2 separate regions of the Mus musculus genome follow, and region 2 is linked to region 1. A link is a loop called in an ENCODE intact Hi-C map of the cell type or tissue named here. Cell type or tissue: gastrocnemius. All regions are shown on one strand. Each heading gives the region's core, and the rest is flanking DNA. Links, peaks and the distances in the headings are about the cores only.

What was found. A loop is a pair of places that touch in the nucleus more often than their neighbours do. Peaks named below come from ENCODE experiments on the same cell type or tissue, not always from the same donor. Only the 100,000 strongest peaks of a DNase experiment are listed, where the experiment ranks them.
Region 2: it touches region 1 in a loop (4-fold over the local background); 15 of 42 quality-filtered maps call a loop at or near these places.

The regions. Positions count from the first base shown.
Region 1 is chr8:79,674,974-79,684,430 of GRCm38, reverse strand. It overlaps Otud4 (OTU domain containing 4), which reads right to left. Exons shown (of 21, transcript NM_001256033.1): 21 at 6,676-9,457. Abce1 (ATP-binding cassette, sub-family E (OABP), member 1) reads left to right here. Exons shown (of 18, transcript NM_015751.2): 18 at 1-989. It also overlaps the pseudogene Tpd52-ps. Among named protein-coding and RNA genes, the nearest start is that of Abce1, 32 kb to the left of the region's middle. In gastrocnemius, for the core only: no CTCF peak of the experiment used is centred there; DNase peaks (open chromatin) are centred at 3,670, 4,131 and 7,817; H3K4me3 peaks cover 1,141 bases; H3K27ac peaks cover 569 bases.
Region 2 is chr8:80,709,745-80,719,201 of GRCm38, reverse strand. It overlaps Smarca5 (SWI/SNF related, matrix associated, actin dependent regulator of chromatin, subfamily a, member 5), which reads left to right. Exons shown (of 24, transcript NM_053124.2): 12 at 1,559-1,680; 13 at 2,601-2,753; 14 at 5,136-5,268; 15 at 7,397-7,545; 16 at 8,526-8,645; 17 at 9,436-9,457. Among named protein-coding and RNA genes, the nearest start is that of Smarca5, 25 kb to the left of the region's middle. In gastrocnemius, for the core only: CTCF peaks have their summits at 4,540 and 8,340 (motif pointing right); a DNase peak (open chromatin) is centred at 7,968.

The sequences.
Region 1 (9,457 bases), core at 919-8,918:
AAGTCCAGCAGATCCCTAAAGCCCACTGGCCTGCCAGCCTAACACAGTCTATGAGCACATTCAGTAGAAGGTCCTGTCTTAAAAGCTAAGTGGACAGTAATTGAGGAAGACACTCTGGCACCAACACACACACACAAAACCCAACCGATACAGTCTTTATAGTTGGTGCCTAAGTATCTGGATTTTAGGGTTTCGGTTTTAATTTTGTTTTGAGACAGCTTGTCGTCCTATAGCCCAAGCTGGCCTCAAATTAGGTATCCAAGGACAACCTTGAATTTCTCAGCCCACTACCTAGGCTTGGATTACACAGTGCTGAGGATCAAACCCAGGGCTTTGTGTGTGCTAGGCAAGCACTCTAACAACTGAGCTACATCCCCAGCCCTACATATTTAGACTCCAGAGTCTTCTGTTGAGCAACCAAGGACAACCTAAAACAACTTCTCCAGTGAGTGCAGGGAAATAGCAATACAAAGTGTCCATTGCTGCAGTGCATACTCATTTGTTGGATACAAAGGACATTATCCACATTTTACTAATATGCCAAACTGGAATTATGAGGAAGGTGGATTACAATGAACAGGGCAGGCAGAACAGGAAAATTAGAAAGTATTTGACAAGACTTTAGAACTTTAAATAATAGGTCTGATTAATTTGCAGACAATGATAGAAAGTTTGTTTTGACTGATACCCATTAGGCTTTCTAAAAATGAATTTATATAATCCATAAATATGTATCTGTTGTAAAGGAACACAAAGTATATGGAATAAAATCTCCCTTTATCAGTTTCTGAGCTTACCGGTGTGTGGTCATTCTTTCCTTCACTATGTACTTAATCTTGTTATGGGAATATACTAAAATATATTTGTGAATATTACAGATACAAAGTTCATCCACCTTAATGCTAATGACAATATGTGAATAAGAGTATTTTTGTGCAAATGAAATTTGAAAATACAAAATCAGATATTAAACTTTTTTTGACTTCTTTGAGACAGGTTTCTTTATAGATTGGCTGTCCTGGACTTAAGAGACCCACCTGCCTCTGCCTCCTGAGTGCTGGGGTAGAATGCACGTGCCACCACTGCCCAGCCAGATACTAAAACTTTGACATAGCAGTAGGAAGGCCTATGCTGCTAACAGGAGTTTGTCAAAGTGCAGAGTTTGGCTATCAAAAAGAGTACCACTGGAAATCTGTAATACTGAATGAACAAAGTCAAGTTGCAAAATAATTGCATAACTAGCTTTATCTGAAAACACTACAACATTAAAGCAAGATTAATATTAGGACAATTTGGTCAAAGTACAGGAAGAGCATATTTTTATTTTTACTTTGTGTGCATTGGTGTTTTGCCTGCTAGAAGGATGCCAGAAACCTTGGAACTAGAATACAGGCAGTTGTGAGCTGCCATGTGGATGCTGGGAATTGAACCCAAGTACTCTGGAAAAGCAGCCACCTACTGCTCTTGCAGAAGACCCAAGTTTGGTCCCAGCACCCACCAATGGTAGCTCATAACAGTCCCTAACTGCAGGCCTCTGTGGTGACCCATCCCCCAATACAAAATTTTACAAGAACCAAAGGGACAGTTAAAGATTCTATGTCACATCTCATTGTTTATCCCATCCATTTCGGGGGGAAAAGTTTGGCACAGACTGCAACCAGCCACAAGCCATGTTTTTTAAAAACAAAATCTCAAATCACTCAATTTTACCAATTAAGCCTGCTAGCTAAAATAGGGGGGAAAAGCAACCAGCTGACCTTCCTTCACAGTGCAAGTCCTAGAAGGAATGCCCACCTACTTCAAACTAAGTATCCCTCCCTTCTTCCTGTGTCTTATCTTCCTGACTCCTCCTTACTCTCTGGCTTTTTCTTAATAATCTTATGTTCACTTCCTGTTACAGGTTGCTTGCCCTGCCTCTTGATCTATGGTTAACTTTAATCCTGTTTACAACATTCAAGCAGAAAGCTCTTAGATTAAAGGTGTGGGCTGAGCCACACCACAACTAAAGACAGTTTTTATTTTTCCCAGTAAATAACACACTCTCAGGGTTCGCTGTGTGACTGAATATCCTGCAACACAAACAAGTTTTGCTCACCCCCATCTGGCTTCTCTATTAACCTGGACAATCCCCTAGCACACAACTGATTGGGAAATGCACTCCTTCCTCCCTACCCTCACTTCATCTGGATAGCTCAATCAAGTCAACTCATTCTCAGAAGACCTACATAGTAGGGCTGAAGAGATAGCTCGGTGGCAGAGCGCAAAGCTATATGGCTGCTATTGTAGCCGCTTTCTAAAATACACATATGAAAATAATGTGAATACAGTCACCTTATGAGACAATGCTCCTACTAGACATGCCACCAAGTAAACCTCAAGTGCCAGGAAAACAATGTCTTGAGCTATTGGCCAAAGGGTTCCCATAAACTGGGCAGTGATGGTGCAGGTTTTCAATGCCAGCACTTGGGAGGCAGAGCTCTATGAATTCAAGGCCAGACTGGTCTACAGAGCAAGTTGAAGGGCAACCAAGGCTAAACAGAGAAACACTGTCTCAAAAAATAATCAAAAACCAAAGGGGTCCCCATATATACCCCTACCAAACATCACAGGCTATTGCTATTGGCTATTCTGTACATGAGGGAAAAAAGGGCTCTATTGCTGATAGCACCTGTAAAAGGAACATGCAGAAAGTGAGTTGGTGCCCAGCTATAAGCTTCACCCCTACTGACTAGTGTTCTGGGTGCTGGAAGGTACTCTGCATTACCATCAGAGAAGAGTAGCATCATCAGCTGCAAACCCAACAACCTCCAACAGGGACCACCTGTAAAGTGACTGGTACAGTAGGGGAACAAATGTTATGGGAGTAACCATTTGTTTTATTTGCGTGTGTATTCACACACATATGCCATTGCAGGAATTCCTTTCACCATGCAGATCCCAGGAATTGAACTCAGCTCAATTTAAGGCTCAGCAGCATATATTCTTTCTCTAAGCCATCTACCACATTTTGGTTACAGTTAAAGTCTACTCCATGAGGAATCCATACGTGGCACTGCAAAAGCAAAGAACTGAGAGTTGACAGATCATGAGACCTAGGGAGAAACTTGGTTATTCTACTAAAGGAAAAAAGCAGTAAAACAACTAATAACCTAATGCTACAGATCCCTGCGTTGCTCCACCCCTTGTGGGGCTTTTCCCAGTGGATAACTAGGGGACACTCCACAACTGGTCAATGTGCAGAGACTCTGGAGCACTCATTAGGTATTGACCCCTGCTGGGAAAGGGAAAGTGTCATCTCCAATACTGTGCCACTGGTCTATCAACCACATGCCAGGCAGGGACATTTTTGTGTTACTGCAGCTCTTAATTTTTTTCCGTTTTTGTTTGGAACAAGAATTTGGGTGAGTGGGGATATAGGGAGGACCTGCATTAAACTGGAAAGAATATTACCAAAATATATTGGATGAAAAATGAATTTGACCGACCGGCTCCCTGGAGGGCGGCGCCGACGCCCGGGGTGGGGACTGCGCGGGCGGCCGCGGGCGGAGCACAGAGAGGCGCGGAGGAGCGCGGCAGGTCGAGCGCCGGGAGCGAGGTGGCTCAGACATGGACCGCGGCGAGCAAGGTCTGCTGAAGACAGAGCCAGTGGCCGAGGAAGGAGAGGATGCTGTTACCATGCTCAGTGCTCCAGAGACGCTGACGGAAGAGGAGCAAGAGGAGCTGGGGCGGGAGCTTACTAAAGTGGAAGAAGAAATCCAGACTCTGTCCCAAGTATTGGCCGCAAAAGAGAAGCGTCTCGCTGAGCTCAAGCGGAAGCTTGGCATCTCCTCGCTTCAGGAGTTCAAGCAGAACATTGCCAAAGGGTGGCAAAGACGTGACGGCAACCAATGCATACAAGAAGACATCTGAAACTCTATCGCAAGCTGGACAGAAGGCCTCCGCTGCATTTTCATCGGTTGGCTCAGTTATCACCAAAAAGCTGGAAGACGTGAAAAACTCCCCAACTTTCAAGTCATTTGAAGAAAAAGTTGAAAATTTAAAGTCTAAAGTAGGAGGAGCCAAGCCTGCTGGCGGCGATTTTGGAGAAGTCCTGAATTCCACAGCCAACGCTACCAGTGCCATGACCACAAAGCCTCCTCCAGAACAGACAGCCCCAGAGCTGCCGACCTGTGTCCTGCTGCCCACTGCAGGTGCTGCCGGCGACAGCCAAGCACATCTTGACAACGCTCATGGCTGCGGATTTCCACCAGATGTGCTTTTATTTAGCTTTACTTATTTCTTTGACCAAATAGTTGATGAATGAAACAAAGTGAAATCACTTGACCTCCACTCCAGGGAAACACTGTTAGCATGCATGGAAGGCCCTTTGTATAGGAAACAGCATCATAGAGCCTCTGGTAGATCCCTGCAGGCAACTACTGTGTTTCTCCTTAAAATCACTGTACATCTGGATTCTAGTTTTATCTTTCTTTACTATCTACATGAATCATTGTTTTTGGGTCTCTGTACACTTAATCAATTTCTAACAAACTGTCCTTTTCTAAATTCTGGTTATTAAGTCTTGGAATTATTTCATTCCTTTCAAAGGAGAAACTACCAGCTACATTTTTTTTCTCGGATAAACAGTTCTATGAGGACCATATCTTGGGTTTCTAAAGACACCAGACTAAAGTAGACAGGTGTGTATGCAGTTCTACAGTTCTGTAAATTAAAAACATGCAGACACTCAAACTTCCAGTGGGGAGAGTGTGGGTCCTGCTCCTGCCTTGGTAACTGTCATTTGTAGCTACATCTATTTGAGCATATCAGTTATTTATTATACCATTCTCACACATTTTTTTTACAAGATTAAAATTTAATTTCAGGTAAATTGAGAGAATAACATTGTGAGTTAAGTATATGATATTACAGTAAGTTGGAATGTTCCCACATTCATCACTGATAATTCCAAAAGTCTAAAAATCTTTAGGTCTATACAGCTATAAAAATGCTAAAAAAAAAAAAAAATTCACCTTAGGGGAAATTACTGCCTCCATTAAATCCATTTAACACCTTTAGGAAGCACAGAAAGTTCTATGAGAAATACAACTTGAATATTTCTTATACTAAGGGATTGTTGATAACTCCGAAGGCTGTGAGGCGTTACTACGACTGAGCTTACAGGCAGTTCCTGTTCTCAGTGTGTTAGTGCCTGAGCTGTACTGTATGTAGATTTGTTCCCACTCTAACAACTGTCGGGGCTGTGAGTCAAAGCTTCCCAGTGGCTCTGCTAAGCCCGTTAACTGTGGTCACTCCTGACTCACTCCTGCTTCCTTTGCTGTATATGTTTATGGCCTATGAGATTGTATCTGTTACTTCTTTCTCTATTGTGGTTTTACCAGTGTCCATGCCAAATGTTAACTGCCAAGCTTGGAGTGAACTAAAGCCTTTTTCAGAGCATGGCTAGATTTAATCGAGGTTTCTGCAAACCAGAATTGAAAAGCCACAGTGTCGGTTGTCACAAAATGACATGCTGCCATTCCTGGTTGCTGCTCGGATGCAATGGAAACTATGCTTGATTACATGTGAAAATCATAATAAAGTCTGTGTCTCAGTAAAAAAAAAAAAAAAAAAAAAAGAATTTATATGACTGTGCACATGGCACACGCCACCCCCCCACCCCCCCTCCCCCACACAAGTGTATCATTAGGTCAGATGCACAGGACTTGAATTCCTGCACTGAGGCAGAGAGGCAGGTGAAATTTGAGTTTCAGGCAAGCCAGGGATATAAACTGTAAAGCACAAAGCACAATGCTTGCTTTGTAGCAAGTGCCCATGTCAGGCTGACTTACTTGCCTTTAATTCCACCTCTAGGAAAATGGCCTCAAAGGGCACCTGCACTCATGCAGTCATTCACATACATAGTCTTTAAGAAAAAAATTAATCTGAAAAAAGAAAACCCTCATATAGCTTGCTGCCTATACATCAAGTATTTGCCCTGAATAAGTGTTATTTTCAGTTCTACTTCTGAAAAAAACAGTTCCCTAAAAAAGTTCATAATTAGCAAAATGACTATTCTTGAGTAAAATTACTTAATAATGAACATGCACTTAAGAATTTTTTTTCAGGGCCAGGGATATAATTCAAAATAGACCACCTGCCTAAAATGTGCAGTTTGCATTTTACTTCCCAGGACTGCAAAATGCAAACAGGGTTCAAAGTACTTCAGTTAATCTGATAACATTATTTCTGTTTCCAATTTGTTCAGTCTTTAGAAAACACCTTCCTGAACTTTTGGGGACTGGGGACGCGCACACACACACACACACACACACACACATACACACACACACAGCCTGGGTCTTCTGCATCCCTCTTGAGTGTACTGAAAGGGATGGGGCGCACACACACACACACACACACACACACACACATACACACACACATACACACACACACAGCCTGGGTCTTCTGCATCCCTCTTGAGTGTACTGAAAGGGATGGGGCATACATAGCCTTTCTCGTCCAGCCACTTACACTGCCGGTACATACGCCGCCACTGACGAGCTCCATCAACTGCTCTAACCTTTGCAGTGCAGAACATAAAAGGGAACCAGCACTAATAAGGTATGAATCCCACTTTCAGTTGCCTCTACTGTAAGTATCTTCCAGCATGAAACATACATGGAAACCATGTCATTTTCAAGAGTTTACTAAGATTCATCCTCAGATTTACATATGATATATTGGGTTACCCAAAGACCAAAGAATCCCAAGCAGACTCGACAAACAGAATTTAATATATGCACACGGTTGTATATATAATGCAGCATCACACCATGTAGGGCATTGACTTGTTTTATACATTCAGATCGTTTGAAACACTTCTTAAGGCTACGAAACAGAACATAGAAAAATAAACAGCAATATATTCAACACTTACAAAAGTGGTATGATAAAGAATATAAAGTACTATTCCTTTCAACACTTCAAAAGATATGTATAGATATGTATATATGTTTGTACAAGTAACATCACAAAGATCACATCTTCACATGCTTATAAGTATTATTGTACTCAGTGTAAGGCTAGGATCATTTTTCATACATAAATTTTTTCTAGCTTTGTAACAATGCAATCTTTTTAAACCATTCAAGTAAATTCAACCCCAAAGCTGCTGCTTCTCAGCATTAAGACATGCACCCACCCCTCTTACAGGATTCTCTAAACTTATAATTTTAGGGAAAGGGGAAACAAAAAAAACAAAACAACAAAAAACAAACAAACAAAAAGTCCCAATTATCAGGAGAGCCAATGGCTGACATTAAGCAGGAAAATCTTAGCTCTTTCAAATCAATATGCTCAATCAAGTGAGTCACTGTGAAAGATTTTTAAAAAGCATAAAATAGGGAGCAAAATACAGTAAACAGAAAATAGTATAGCTTCCTCTTCAGCTACACTAGAATGGACCTTGCCAAGTACCCTAACTGAAAGAAAACCTTCACCTCATCTAAAACTGAAAATAAAGTAAATGAGGCAAAATAAATATTGCTAGTTTCCAGGATGGCTGAGTATTCTCTAAACCAGAAACGTTTAGAAAGGAACTGTATTGCACCAAGTCAATCACAAGCAAGTTTGCAGTTCACAGGTATTTTAGTTTACCCTTGGGCCAAAGAAAACAACACACTCCAAGAATAGTTTGCATCACATCAACTGTCTCAGCACAGTGGGTTGCGGAAAACCTACTCCTGTCAGGCTGAGGCAGGTATGAACCCTACCATGAAACAGACTTACAGGAAACATGAGGGTCACAAGCTGCCAGCATTCTGCTGCCAAGGAGTGCGTGGGACAATGGAGGATGTCTGAGAGGAATAACTTGAACAGCAAGAACACTGAAAGGAGCAGAGGTGGGGCCCACTCCAACTACAGCACCTATGCTAAACACACGCTAAACACAAGCTTTGGTCAGTGCAAGCGTTTGTTCAGAATATAGCCCGTCATCAAGATTTATCATGTGCCAATACAAAGGACTTTTTCCAGCTGTCATTTTTCTTTCTTTTTTCGTGCAGAAAGAGGTCAAAATACAGTATGACAGCTCATATGAAGGAAAAAGCTTGCTTGGCCCTAGTCCGACCTCAGAATAAGGCAAAATCTTCTGATACCTAAAGAAAGAAAACTGACTTTCATACAAAGATTGATCATTTTAAAACTATAAAAGTCAGAGTTCTATACCAGAGGTCAAAACAAAGTGCCACAGGCTACAATTCTTTCATCACTGATCCATCATGCCCTGCAGGTCAGGTAGGAAAACAGAAGTTGATTGGCTTCCCTCAGGAGCTATAGTAAGTACTGTCAAGCCACTAAGGTAAGACAGAATGACCATGAGGACACCAAGCGCTATTCTTCCCTGTCCAATCTTTCAACATTTCCCAAATCAGTAACACAAAAGACACTGGAAAAAGCTACTTCTTTTGAGCTCCTGAGACCAAACATATCAAACCTCTAAAATCTGGCTTTAATATCAAAAGGCGATTTCCATAGTAAAACTATTAGATAAAACCAATTCTACATAAAAAGCACGGACTAAACAGAAGATTCTCTACAGTTCTTATCCATAATTCAGCCACTGATACTGAACACTGGCAGAGCAGAACCTTTACAACCACTCTAGCTTAGAAGCAGACAACAAATTCCTTTCTTCCTTTCAATGGGTTCTCATTTTTTTTCTTCACATCCCATGCTATAAATTTTGTACCTAGCACCATCATAATAAAATGTTTATCTTTCAAAGTGCTCTCTCTAAAACTCTACATTACAAAATTTCTAAATGCTAATCACTACTCAAATCAGCAGTTCCACAGACGCGAGGGTAATTAAAATAGCACAGAGGTAAATACCATCATTACAGTACAGTGGACTTCATGAGCCTAGCTGACAGCCAAACACCCCAAATTATCAGAGGACCCAGAACACTTGTCTGCTTCAGTTTGTCAAATTCAAGTGAATTGTATTTGCTTTTGAAAGTAATCTGCCCCCAAAACAAAAGCCACATCTATTTCTGGCTAGGTATATCACACACAACATGCAAAGAAAAATCACCACTACACTACTTACTATTTGCATAGCACTCAAGCTGCCTGATCACAAGGTAATTGCAACATAAAAAAGGGAGATTTCTCACATTGATATGTACAAATAAGAAATACAGAGTACAGTTAGTTTTACAAAGTGACACAGATGAGAGAATACTGTGCTAACTGGTCTGAGTCCAACCTCCAAATGAGAACAGAGTGCAACATGCAAAGGGCGCCTCTAGTGAATACTGCAGACTGGAAGAAGCAGGACTACACACAGCACTGACGGGAAGAACTACAAAATGCAAAGCAAAACCACGTTCTAGCAGCATCCTCTAGAGAAGAACTACAAGTCACAATCAGTTCTTTTTATACAGTAATTCCAGCTATGACAAGTTGAACAT
Region 2 (9,457 bases), core at 1,031-9,030, 1.0 Mb before region 1:
TTTACATGTACTCAAAAGTATTTCTACTTACAGTATTCTGAATTCTTTTGTATGAGAATGTCTGGATTGTATGTATATAGGTATAGTTCTCCTAGATGAATTGAAATGAATCTTCTCATTATAGTGGTTTTGCATATTAAAGATAAATAGCAGTCCTAAAAGAAACAGAGATTTCTGTAATATCAAGAGTCCAGTAAGCTTTCAAATTTCTCTAGTTGTGTTTTAAGACAGAGCTTCTCTGTGTAGTCGTGGCTGCCCTTGAACTCCTTCTAGATTAGTCTAACCTCAAACTCAGGGATCTACTTGCCTTTCTCCCTCTTATAGAATTAAGGCATATGCCGCCATTGCCTGGCTTAGGTATGATTTTTCTTAGGTATGATTTTTGAAGGAAAGAAGGCACAGACATCATGACCAAGTTACACGGACAACATAAAATTGGGGCTGGCTTACAGGTTCAGTTCATTATCATCATGGTGGGAACATGGCAGCATCCAGGCAGGCATGCTGTAAGAGGAGCTGAGAGTTCTACATTTTCTTTCTTTCTCTCTCTTTCTTTCTTTCTTTCTTTCTTTCTTTCTTTCTTTCTTTCTTTCTTTCTTTCTTTCTTTCTTTCTTTCTTTCTTTCTTTCTTCCTTCCTTCCTTCCTTCCTTCCTTCCTTCCTTCCTTCCTCCCTCCCTCCCTCCCTCCCTCCCTCCCTCCCTCCCTCTCTCTCTCTCTCTCTCTAATGGAACGTTTTTCACCCTTTTTTTTTAAAGACTTATTTATTTTATTTGAGTACATTGTAGTTGTCTTCAGACACACCAGAAGAGCGCATCAGATCCCATTACAGATGATTGTGAGCCACCATGTGGTTGCTGGGAGTTGAACTCAGAACCTTTGGAAGAGGAGTCAGTGCTCTTAACGACTGAGCCATCTCTCGAACCTGAGAGTTCTACATTTTCATCTGAAGGCTAGGAGAAGACTGGCTTCCAGGCAGCTAGGAAGAGGGTCATAAAGCCCAGGTCCACAGTGACACACTTCCTCCAACAAGGCCACACTTTCTAACAGTGCAACTCCCTGGGCCAAGCATATTCAAACCATCACAGATGGTTATACCAATAGATATACCTTGATAATGACAGCCAAAAACCCCTTTGTAGTTGCTAGTGAATTGACACATGTTAATGGTCTATTAAGTTAAAATGTGGTTCCCACAATTAGATGGATTTTAGTGTTGAGGAGTTCAGGGAATCATGTTTAAAGAAAAAAATGTGCAGTGGTGAAATACAACTTTTAAATATAAATGAGGTAACAGGCTAATGATTCACTCTCCTAAAGCAGACAGGTTTTACCTTAGTATACTGTACACGTGACACTCTCTTTTTTTGTTCTATAATGGAAGATAGGTGGGGAATGGCTGGCCTAGGTATTTATTGATGTCATTGTTATCCTTTTATAGTCAAATAACTAATTTGGAACTTGATGGATAATTTTAGTCTTATTTTTGTTTAGTGTTAAATTTTTAAATAAAAAATTCTGTGTTAGAAATTTCTGATAATAGGTATTTATGTTCATTAGGTTCAAGAGTACTAATCTTTAGTCAGATGACAAGAGTATTAGACATTTTGGAAGATTATTGCATGTGGAGAAATTATGAGTACTGCAGGTTGGATGGACAGACACCCCATGATGAGAGACAAGTAAGTATGAAAGGGTGGGAAGTTAAAAAGTGAAGTAAGAACTTTATTTTTTATATTCCATTAGTGTGTACCAATTTAATATATGTTTGTATTGTATTGCATCAGAGTATTTGATTTTTTTTAAAAATATGTATTTTTCTTTTAAAATTTATTTTGTGTGATAGTGTTTTGCCTAAGTGTCTGTCTATCTGTACCTTGTATGTGCCTGGTGGCCAAGGAGGCCAGTGGTGGGCATTGGAACCCTGGGAACTAGAGTAACAACAGATGGTTGTGAGCTGCTACATGGGTGCTGGGGATTGAACTAGGGTCCTCTAGAAGAGCAGCCAGTGCTTTTAACTACTGAGCCATCATATCAGATAAAGACTTATATATCTAGGCTAGTCTGAAATTCAGTGTAGTTGAGTATGATCTTGAACTGCCTCTTCCTGCGTGCTGGGATTGATTATAGGTATGTGCTACCATGTCCTAGATAAAGTAATTTCCTAAGCCAGGCATGATGGTATCAACCTGTAGTCCCAGCTGCTTGTAACTTCAGGAGGAGCGGGTACTTGAGCTAGTGTGGGCAATATAAAAATATCCCACCCACCAGTTTTGGTTATGGTGGAGAGTACCTTTAAATCCAATACTCAGGAGTCAGGAGGAGGTCTACATATCCAGACCAGCTAGGGCTACGTAGATCGTCTTTTGAGAGAGAGAGAGAGAGAGAGAGAGAGAGGAGAGAGAGAGAAGAAAGAGAGGCAGAGGCAGGTGGATTTCTGTGTTCGAGGCCAGCCTGGTCTACAAAGTGAGTTCCAGAATAGCCAGGGCTACACAGAGAAACCCTGTCTCAAAAATACAAAAAACAAACCCTAAGAACCCCTGAAAGAACAAAAAACCAAATACAACAAAAATTTCTAACACTTGTTATTTTATTTCCATAGGACTCCATCAATGCATACAATGAACCAAATAGCACAAAGTTTGTATTTATGCTAAGCACACGTGCTGGTGGTCTGGGCATCAATCTTGCAACTGCTGATGTAGTCATTTTATATGACTCAGATTGGAATCCGCAAGTTGATCTTCAGGCTATGGTAAGAGATGAACAAGTAAATACTGTGTGTGCTTAATAGATGTGTTCATTTTATAAATATCCTGATTTTACCTACTAGAACTTTCTTTTAATTTTAAAAAATTTAGTTATTTAGAAAGTATGTCAACACATTTCTGCCTAATGTATAAGTGGAGGCCAGAGGACAACTCGGGAATTCTCTTTCCATTATCTGTTTTCCAGGAATTTACTCAGGTCATTGGGCTTGGGCAGCAAGTTCTTTACTTAATCATCATCTCAGCTCACAGTCGTCTTTATTTTTAAAAGCTATATAGTATTTTAATCTTTTATTTTGGTCATATACATCTCCCATTGCCCCTGCCTGCTCTTCTTAGATTCATCCTAATACATCTCTCCTTTCTCAAACCCTCCTTGATCCCCCCCAAAAGGAATCAAATGATTTTAATTATTGCGCGCGCGCGCGCGCGCGCACACACACACACACACACACACACACACACACACACACACACACGAAAAAAAAAAGTTCATCCCATAACAAATATAACAGCACTTGGGAGGCAAAGGCAGGTGGATTTCTGAGTTCGAGGCCAACCTGGTCTACAAAGTGAGTTCCAGGACAGCCAGAGCTACACAGAGAAACCCTGTCTCAAAACAAACAAACAAACAAACAAACACCGATCCCCCCCCAAAGTCCCCCCTAAAAGAACAAAAAACCAAATATAACAAAAATTATAGGCCATATATATATGGCCTTCTACTGGAGCAAGGGCAATTTATCAGTGGTTATACCTAAAGAAAAAAGATTCTCCCTTCACCCAGTAGCAGTTACCCGCCAGGAACTCCTTGACAGGGAAATGGGTCTCAACAGCTGGAATTTTGGTGGGCTTGATTTTGTGCAAGTAACCACAACTGCTGTGGGTCAGTGCCTACAATAGGCATGTTATATATTCCTCTCCAGTCTCTGGCTCTTAGATTCTTTCTCCCACCATTTTCTCTCACCTCTTTTGATGTGTTAAAGAACCTTTTGAATGTGGTGGGAGGTTGATGAAGATGTCTCATTTCAAGTTGAGTTCTCACTGTCACTTAATAGAATTTTATTTCTTTTGATCTAATAGGTCTGTAAAAGTATTTTGAATACTCTGGTGAATGAGCTTGTCAGTAAATGTGTGTAGTTGTGTTTTAAGAGAAAGGGGAAATCAGTTTGTAAGTTGGTAGTTCATCTGCCACTTGGGATGCCTAAAATTTATGCCCATTTTGAGAGTGTCCGGCCAAATGAGGAAATTGATTTTAAAGCTGAAAAAATTCAGGATCTACAAACTAATGTGGATTGTACAAATTCTGACTGTTGACTTAAAGTATTGGGTGTTTTTAAGTGCAATTTCAAATTATCTGCACTAGTCACTTTCTTTTTTTCCTTTTTTTTTTAAAATTAAGGCATTTTTTAATTAGATATTCTCTTATTTACATTTCGAATGCTATCCCCAAAGCCCCCTCTACCCTTTCCCCCCCTGCTCCCCAACCCACCCACCCCCGCTTCCTGGCCCTGTACTGGGGCATATGATCTTCTCAATACCAAGGGCCTCTCCTCCCATTCAAGACTAGGCCATTGTCTGCTACATATGCAACTAGAGGCACAGCTCTGGGGAGCACTGCTTAGTTCATATTGTTGTTCCTCCTATAGACTTTTTCTTACACTCTTTGTAAGGATGGTTAAGGGAAACTGATAAACTATTAGAATTAAGGTGTTTTAAAAAACTTATTTAATGTACGACTGTTCTGCTGCATGTGCACCCACCTGCCAGAAGTGGGCATCTAATCCCTATGTGGTTGCTGGGAATTGAAATGGGAACCTTTTAAAAGCAGCCAGTACTCTTAACCACTGAGCCATCTGACCAACTCCATAAATAAGGTGTTTTGTTGGTGGAACATAGTTTGAATTTACCAGAAGTTAAACAGAATTAACATTCAAAATAATTTGATTGAGTAATCTTTGAATGTGATTTTTATATCATTTGTGAAGGACATTTTTTATGGTTTTTATTTCCCTAATGAGTGACAAGATTTTATTAATTTGATGAAGAACAAGATTTTGAAACTAAAATCAAGAGAAAGAAATGATTATCCAACTGATATGTTACAGTTTTGCCTGTTAGATAGTATCATATTTTTGTTACTCATGCAGTTGGCTTTGTCTATTAAAAAACTATGATTTTCTTTAGTTTTAGGAAGCTTTCCTTGTGTTTAATTTGATTAAATCTGAGAATTTAAGAACTATTTATGTAACATGAATCCATAGTATAGGTGTTATATTTAAAGAGTATTTTAATTTTGCTTCTCAGTGTACATGTTTCTTTATTCACTTTTTAATTATATTCAAAGTAACATGGTAATTTAATTCTAGGACCGTGCCCATAGAATTGGACAAACGAAGACTGTCCGAGTGTTTCGCTTTATAACTGATAACACTGTGGAAGAAAGAATAGTGGAACGTGCTGAGATGAAACTTAGACTGGATTCGATAGTAATTCAACAAGGTGAGACCTAGAACTTTAAATAATTCCCTAAGTTGCATATTTCAGTCTGATGCCCTAGGGGAGATTTTTAAGCACCTGGAGTCCAGCTAACAGCCAAGAAAGAAAGTTTATATTCCGGATATTTTAAGCTTTAACTTTGTCACTAAGTTAATGAGTTTTGAACTTCATAATTCACTTAAGTGGAAATAAAAGTAATACTTAGCTTTTAAAAATTAGTGGGATAATATATAAAATATATGACATTCAGCATAGCATATATTAAATTGAATTGTGGTGATTTATAAGCACTGAGGATACTGAACAAAAAGTATATTACTTTTTTCTTTTTTTTTTGGTTTTTTGAGACAGGGTTTCTCTGTATAGCCCTGGCTGTCCTGGAACTCACTCTGTAGACCAGGCTGGCCTCAAACTCAGAAATCCGCCTGCCTCTGCCTCCCAAGTGCTGGGATTAAAGGCGTGCGCCACCACCACCCGGCTACTTTTTTCTTATCCCGAACTATTTACTAAGTGATGACTGTCAGATGCTAGGTAGGCATTGGGTGGACCAAAGTTACTATTTTGAAGGAACTTTAGAATTTAGTAGGAAGGAAACTCTTGACTATAGCTGTAGAACTTTATTTGGCACTTTATTTGGCTCAGTTGAAGGAAACTTCAAGTTCTTGTACCAGATCAACTTTTAGATGACATTTTTTGCTTATATTTGTGAAAACACAAATTAAGATTGGCTAAATTCCTACCAGTTGATCAAACTAAATTTTCAAAAGCTTTTGAGTTTATTATATCTAGATATTTTCTTTTGTTATTTTAAAAATCAATCAATCAATCAATGAATTTAGCTTTGCAGTGGTGGTGTACGCCTTTAACCCCAGCACTTGGGAGGCAGAGGCAGACAGATTTCTGAGTTTGAGGCCAGTCTGATCTACAGAGTCGTTCCAGCTAGGGTTACACAGAGAAACCCTGTCTCGGGAAGGAAAAAAAAAAATCAATAAATTAATTGAAATGGTCTTATTGTGTAGCCCTGACTGGTTTAGAATTTGATAAGTGGACTGGGCTGACCTTCAACTCATATACTGCCTCTGCTTTTCCAATATTGGGGTTAAAGGCATCTGTTCTTATATAAAATCTAAACATAATGGGAAAGATAATCAATAACATCACTATGATAGGAAGGATTTCTTATAAGGTTTAGATATGTTAAAATTTGTGAGGTTTTCTCTCAACTTTTCTTTTCCCCTTCCCCTTCCCCTTCCCCTTCCCCTTCCCCTTCCCCTTCCCCTTCCCCTTCCCCTTCCCCTTCCCCTGTTTGTTTGCCATTGAGTCAGGGTCTCACTATATATAGCTGTGGCTGTCCTGTAACTCACTATATAGTTCATGAAGGTTGGCCTTGAGCTCACAGATAAATGCCTGCTTCTGTGTCTTGAGTTCTGGGATTAAATGTGTCTGCTATTGCGCTCAGCTACTTGATTTTCAAATATCTCAAATACTGTATTCTTCATAAAACATTTTAATGAGCCAATATACAATAGGTAATATATAATGTGTTAGCTTTAGAAATATTTAAAAACTTACACAGCTGAAAATATGGCATTAAATTTAACACTCAGTGAGTTTGATCATTTGTAAATTAACAGTAAACAGAAATGGGTAAATTTTCTAATTTTTTAAGTTTACAGTAAAATAAATTCAGATTAATATAATGTTGTGTGTAAAGTTAAAAACACGCTACCTCCTTTTCTCTCAACTAGGTTTGCCAAGCTGCCAACAACTGCCTGTCTTTTCTTTCCCCTCTTGCCCACTTTAGCTCCATGGATAGAAAACATATAATACAATTGCTAGGCTCTTATCAGCAAATCTATTTCGGCCAACCACCTGTCAGGGCGCTGGTTCTGGCTGCCCTAAGACCTTACATGGCTCTTGCATCCTCCTCCTTCCAAAGCCTGGCCAAAGACATCCTCCTGCCCTGTGTCCTTTCTCTGCCTCTTAGGACACAGAAATCCCACCTTTTTCCTTTTGTCCAGCATTCCGCCTTCTTTATTGACACAATCAAGAACCAATTAGGGAATCCGATTTTCGTTTACTCTCTTCCCCCTACAATATAATACAAGACAATCCTTTTTTTCCCCCCCAGGGAGGCTTGTAGATCAGAACCTGAACAAAATTGGGAAAGATGAAATGCTTCAAATGATTCGACATGGTGCTACACATGTGTTTGCTTCAAAAGAAAGTGAAATCACTGATGAGGATATTGATGGTATTTTAGAAAGAGGTGCAAAGAAGGTGAGATGCATAGTAAATGATAGTGTTTTGTAACAAATAGTTTATGAAGAAACTGACGACCTGACATGGTTAAGGAGGTTTTTTAATTGTAGATATGAGAGAGAGAACAGCCAGCGGCATCTGGAGGAGTCCAGAGCAGAGAAAGAAGTAGACGGAACATGATCAGCACAGCATATGTGGCCAGGCTGGAGAAGCAGCAGAGGGTAGAGAAATAGTAAAAATAGCAGGAACAATGGGGAGAATAGTGAAACTAGCCAGGCTGTAGCAGGATGAACAGTTGGCAGGGGAAGCCCAAGAGCTAGATGAGGTTTAGGTAAGGGACTAGGATGGTAGTGTAGCAGCATGGACTTTGAAATGGATAACAGGTACTCATGGTACTGGGGGAGCTTGGAGGCCAGCATGGGCTTTGATAGATAGGTGGATAGGTGCCAATGGTAGAGAGGCTGCCAGCGGCAAGGACAATGACTCCCTTTGGGAGGCAACTGGCTTGACAAGTTTCTGAGGAATACTGGCTTTGATCTAGCTGCCAAGGCTCCTCCTATAGTCCAGGCTGATGTAGTTTCTAGATATTTGGACTGCCTTTGGATTTGAGGAATTAAGAGTTTCCTTTGAATCTGACAGTTCAGTCCAAAACTATTTGAGAAAAATATTTCCTCTGTGAATCACCAGTTTCTTTTCTATATAAAAAAAAACGTGTTTGTATAAAGGAGTCTTTTTTTTTTTTTAAACTTATTTTTTTGTGTATGGGTGCTTGCCTGTGCATCACGAGTGTGCCTGTTGCCCAATGAGGCCAGAAGAGGGCACTAAATCCCTTGGAACTGGAGTTAAATAGAGTTGTGAGTTGCCTTGTGAATTGAACCAGGTTATCTGGAAGAACAAGTGTTCTTAACTCGTGAGCCATCTTTCTAGTTTTATTTTGACTACAGGTCTTAAGATTATTTTGCTCTCAATTTAAGAAGACTTTTTTTTTTTCTATGTAGACTGCAGAAATGAACGAAAAGCTCTCCAAGATGGGTGAAAGTTCACTTAGAAACTTTACGATGGACACAGAGTCCAGTGTTTATAACTTTGAAGGAGAAGACTATAGAGAAAAACAAAAGGTACTTATTTTAGAATGAAGTTTTACTGAAAACTTGGAATCCTGTGTTAGTTTATCCACATCTTAGGTTTTTCATAGTCTATTGTTGTAGTTTGCAATCTCTGATTTATTTTTTCCCTTGCTTATTTACTTATGGTGTGTGTGTGTGTGTGTGTGTGTGTGTGTGTGTGTGATATCTTAATATGGCCCTGGGTGGCTTTCCTTGATTCATATCTGAGGCTGCCTTGAACTCTTGTAATCCCTTGTTTCTAGGTCCGTCCTTAGTGTTGCCATTATGGATGTGTACCTCTAAGCTAGTTTTGGAGTATTTTTAATTTATACAGTAAAGTTCACTGTATACTATTACTGAAAGTATTCTTGTAGAGTGTGTCATTTGGAATATTTGAAAGTAAACTAAATGGCAATAAAAAGGCCACAGGCTATTTTTCTTGGAACTTGAATTAATTGGTAATTAAAATGGTTTAGTTTTAGTAGATGTATTTGCTACTATAGAAATTGTCAAATGCTGTATAGAAGAAATACTTGTCATTTTTCTTATCATTTAGATAAGTATTGAACATAGTTTTTTAAACAAAATTATGTCTAATTTTTCTACTTATTTGGGTTGTAGCATAAATTCTGTAGTATTTATTGTGTATTAATTACATAGTACTAAAAATACCATAGTCTGCACCTTTGTAGAATTTTTAGTTTGGTACTTCATCATTATATTTTTATTTATAAGTCACTATAGATAATTTATTGCTGTGTATAATGAAATTAATGATTGGAATGTTTTTCCCATCTCCTAGATTGCATTCACAGAGTGGATTG